Regions from separate parts of the Mus musculus genome. Here region 1 is linked to region 2. A link is a loop called in an ENCODE intact Hi-C map of the cell type or tissue named here. Cell type or tissue: heart. All regions are shown on one strand. Region 1 overlaps Kif2a (kinesin family member 2A). Region 2 overlaps Gm31452 (a long non-coding RNA gene).

Evidence for each region. Hi-C counts contacts between places; a loop is a spot of excess contacts. Peaks named below come from ENCODE experiments on the same cell type or tissue, not always from the same donor. Only the 100,000 strongest peaks of a DNase experiment are listed, where the experiment ranks them.
Region 1: a loop joins it to region 2, with 4 times the contacts of the local background. A loop is called at or near these places in 6 of 42 quality-filtered maps.

Annotation. Positions count from the first base shown.
Region 1 is chr13:106,976,373-106,978,872 of GRCm38, forward strand. Kif2a (kinesin family member 2A) reads right to left here. Exons shown (of 21, transcript NM_001374727.1): 12 at 1,652-1,743; 13 at 614-756; 14 at 284-488. Among named protein-coding and RNA genes, the nearest start is that of Dimt1, 30 kb to the left of the region's middle. In heart, a CTCF peak has its summit at 1,184 (motif pointing right); no DNase peak of the experiment used is centred here.
Region 2 is chr13:107,104,623-107,107,122 of GRCm38, forward strand. The region is part of intron 4 of Gm31452 (a long non-coding RNA gene); the gene reads left to right. Among named protein-coding and RNA genes, the nearest start is that of Gm41051, 16 kb to the right of the region's middle. In heart, a CTCF peak has its summit at 1,094 (motif pointing left); no DNase peak of the experiment used is centred here.

The DNA.
Region 1 (2,500 bases), 130 kb before region 2:
CCGTAGTTGTTTGCCCCACTACAAAAGCCAGGCTGCCTATAGCCCTTTTACAATCTAGCTGAGCAACCGCAGAAATGGCCTGGCAGGTTTTTTTCCTTTAACTTGTTTAAGAACAATAAAAACATGTGCATGGAAAAATTCTACATACAATAATATCTGTAACTTCCAGCATGACAATTTAAATTTGTAAACCTCTTTTACAAGGTAATACAGGTTTTTTACACCTGAGTAATCAAACTTAAGGTCAGAAGTAAAAGGCCTTTCATAATTACATTTTATTTACCTTGAGTGCTAAAAGGCTTTTATTAATTTCAGCACCTTCAAGCCTGGTTTGCCTGTCTGCACTGGATGTATCAGCTCCTCTTTCGTTCCCAGCCAGGTCAATGAGAGAAAATTTACCATGTAGTTTCCCCTTCCTTCTTAGAATGATCTGGAACACTGCATGGCTCCGAGATGAATGTGCATTTGCAGATGTTTGGCCAGATGTTCTACAATGTGATTAAGGACACAGTGACACATCAACACTTTTATTTTCATTCTCTCCGTAGTCTTGTCTTCTGGCTTTGCTGGTACGATAAACCAGCTAACCTGGCAGAGCTGCTGTGAGGCTCACCTGCAGCTGTTGCCTATGTCGATGAGCTTCAGCACGTCCTCCACACACTTCACCTCCCGCTCCTGCAGCCCCACCACTTGGACCTGCTGCTTCCCATCTTCTAGTACTCTTAATTTTGTTTTCCTATTTAGTAAGTCAAACACCTGTAGAAAACCATATTTGAATTAGAAAACTAGCTTTAAGAAATCACCTCTACAAAAGGGAGTCTACAAGTAATAAGACTATTATTTTCAGAACAATGTCCAACATTGAAAGCTTAAAAAGACATCAACTATTATATTTACAATCATATAAATCTTGTGGTAGTGGAGGTCACAAAGCAAAGCTGTATACTTAATACCACCAAACTGTATTCTTTAAAATGGCCAATATATATGAATAGACATGTTAAATATATATGTGTGTGTGTGTATATATATATATATATATATATATATATATATATATATACACACACACACATATATATATAAAACCACATTTTTAAAAGATGTATGTATGTATTTATTTATTTATTTATTATATGTAAGTACACTGTAGCTGTCTTCAGACACACCAGAAGAGGGAGTCAGATCTCATTACAGATGTTTGTGAGCCACCATGTGGTTGCTGACATTTGAACTCAGGACCTTTCAGAAGAGCAGTCGGTGCTCAGCCGTTGAGCCATCTCTCTAGTCCCCACTTTTTGTTTGTTTGGTTGGTTTTTTTACAAAGATCTGGGAACTAGAAGACAACTCAGTTGGTAAAGTGCTTGCCAAGCGAGAACAAGAACGTGAGTTTGATCCCCAAAAATAAAACAGTCCACCAGCCACAGTACTGGGCACATGGAGACCCTGAGGCACAGTGGCCATCTAGCCTATCCTAACTGTTCAGCTGCAGGCCACAGCTCAAAAATACAAGTACAGCTCCCGAGACATAACACCTGAGGCTGACTGCTGGCCTCTACAATTACACATGTGTAGCCTACACACATGCATACCCACATACACGCACTCATATACCCACTCCCATACACAAAAGAAAACAAAACTCACGTACCTTTCCACTATAAATTTCAAAAAATGTTGCATATACTTGAAGTTCTAGTTTCTTATAGTTTGGCTTCTTCAGCATTAAAAAGACATCGCGAGCTGTCGAAAATTTCACATACAAAGTTTGTTAAGATACAGCAATTTTATAAATTTCTTTTCTATTTTTAGAAGAATCAGTTAATATTAGGTTAATAGTGTCTATAAAAATATTAAATCATTAGTTTGAAAAATAAAGTTGTAAAAGAAGCTATTCTTTTTCACATTCCATGGAAGGATGCTCCTGATGAAGCGCAGTTAGTAGTGTCTGGCTGGCAGGCACAAAACCCAGGGTCAGTCTGCAGCGCTGCACAAACCAGGCGCACTGATACACCCCACTATAACCCAGCATTCGGATGTTAAGGGAGAGAAAGAGAAATTCAAGGTCATCCTCAGCCACATAGGAAGATTGAGGTCAGCTTAAAACACATGAGCGCCTATCTCAAGAGCTGTGAGTGTGTGTGTGTGTATGATCCAGTAACAATTAGCCACTGCATAACTTGCAGTAATAATCTCTAATAGATTACATTTATTTAAGATTTTTATTTTGTCACCAAGAGCTTAATCTTACATTTCTTTTATGACTTTGTCTTTTTTGAAACAGGATCTCAGATAGCCATGGCTGGACTCAAATCTGCTCTGCAGCCGAGGACGGCAGTGAACCCAGATGATCCTGCCTTCACCTCCTAAGTACTAGGATTACAGGTTGTGCTACCATGCCTGACCATGACCTCACATTTCTTTTCAAATAATCTGAAATCGAACAGTTGATCTAATATGTTGTGTATATAATTATTTATGTACACAAATACACTAATTG
Region 2 (2,500 bases):
GATACAGATGGTTGTTAACCAACATGGATGCTGGGATTCAAAGCAGGAAGAGCAGACAGCTCTCTCTCTCTCTCTCTCTCTCTCTCTCTCTCTCTCTCTCTCTCTCTCTGCACAGACATGTGCAAACATTGTAGGACATTCTTACAGGAACAGTAGATCACTCTATGTGAGCTCTCCATTCAGTCAATAAGCGATAGACATGACACTCATCTGTGCTAGTAAAATATTAAAAGCAACGGTTATTTTATCTCATGTGTATGCGTGTGCCTGCTTCTCTGTATGTGTACTGTGTGAATGCAGGTACCCTTGAAGCCAGAAAAGGCTGTCAGTTCTCCTGGTACTGGGATCACCAGTATTGTGAACCACTGGTGTGGGTGAACCTGGGTCCTCCAAAAGAGCAGCAAGTGCTGGTAATTGCTGAGCCCTCTCTCAAACCCCCACAACATGGGAAATGTCTGTGTTCAGTTTTGAGGCCAGAACCCAGGTTTTTGAATATTCTAGGTAAGAATTCCTACCATTAAGCCGCACCCCTAACCCTTAAGACGTCGTGACAGCCACTGTGTTGCTGGGTCATGGGAATTTTTTCAGCCCCATCATAATCTTACGGATCTATTTTCATAGATGTGGCCTGTCCTCAGATGAAATTTTATGTGACCCATGGATTTAGTTTAATGTTTAATTTTTAAACATTGTGGTAAAAGAAGCAAAAATACAGAAGTCACCATTTTACATTGTTATGTGTACAATTCAATAATGCTATTCACGTTACTATACAACAGATCTACCAAACATTCGCATAATGCAAAACACACACTCCAAACCCATTTAAAAATTACTCCTTTCTCCCCATAGCTGCTCCATGGTAGCCAACATTCTGTTTCCTGTTTCTGTGAATTTGATTACTTTAGATACTTTAGGTAAATAGTATCTTGCAACATCTGACTTTTTGTGCCTGGATGGTTTTATCTAACAAAATGTCTTTAGTGTTCTATGTCATGGCATATGACAGGAATTCCTTTTCTTCTGAGTCTAATATTCCATTGTTTGTAGATACCTTGTTTCTTCATTTGTCTGTTGATGCCACCTCCTGGCTGTTATGAGTACTGCGGCTCTGCCTAGGTGCTCTGGATCATAGAGAGCAGTTAAAGTAGAATTTCTTGATGAACTTCCAGGCTAGTTTCTTAAAAAACAAAACAAACAAACAAACAAAAAATTAAAAACTTTTACTTACTTATTTATTTTGTGCACATGTGTGTTTGTGTGAATGTGAGTGTATGTGTATGTGAGGTGAGTGTGTGAGTGTGAGTGTGTGGGCGCTTGTGTGAAAGTGTGTATGAGTGTGTGAGAGTGTGTGTGTGTGAGTGAGTGTGTGTGTGTGTGTGTGTATGTGTGTGTGTGTGTGTGGGTGTGTAGGAGTTCACATAGCACATGTGTACAGGTCAGAGGACAACTCATATGAGTTGGTTTTCTTCTTCCACTGTGTAGATCTTGGGGATTAAGCTCAGGATATCAGGCCTGGCTGCCAGCACCTTGACCCATTGCTCTGAGCTGTCTCTCAGCCCCTTCACACTATATACTGTAGGTTTTATATTATTTTTACATTCTCATGAGAAGTTTCGACTGTTTCTCTTTCTCCACACCCTCCCCATCCCGAGGAGACACAGGCAATGCATGAGGAGCAGGGTTTGTAGATCATGGACTGGGCTTGACTTGGAGTGACAACAGCGCCACTGTCTGGGAAGCATCACAGACTGAGTACGGGTGAAGAGTGAAAGGGATGGATGGGCGGCTCCCCTTCAGGGTCCTGGAGCATAGTGTGACTACAGGCTTTCAGCATTCTGTTTTAAACGCTCTTACACTTCAGATGTTCAGCTTTTGCTTTAGTGGAGAGGAACACACAGACAGACAGACAGACAGACAGACAGACAGACAGACACACACACACACACAAACACACACACAGAGAGGTGGGGTGTGGGAGACAGGGAGACAGAGACAGGCAGAGATACAGGGAGAGAGGGAGAGGGGATGAGAGACACTTCGGATGCAGCTCACTTGCTGTGGATGAGATAGTAATGGTGGCCCCTTCTGACTCGACCAGGGATTCATGTTCATCGGTGGGGAAGGGAGTCAGTAGATGGCAGGAGCAGAGTAGTCTGCGGGCTGAGCAGGAATTTAGAAATACAATTGTTAGAATCATGCTATGCTTTCTGACAGCGATATTATGTACCTAACGTATTCTAGAAACATTAAAATCTAATCTAAAAAAGCCAGTGGACAGTGCTCTTTCCTTATAGCTGCTGGGCAATGCCTAAAGGGTGGGTATAGATTGGGCAAGGCTTCCAAGAGTCCATTCAAAGGGAGAAAGAAGAAAGGAGAAAGGGAAGAGAGAATGGAGAGAAGATAAAATGACTAGTTGTGATGGTTTGTATATGCTTGACCCAGGGAGTGGCACTATTAAGAGGTATGGCCTTGTTGGAGTAGGTATGGTCTTTTGGAG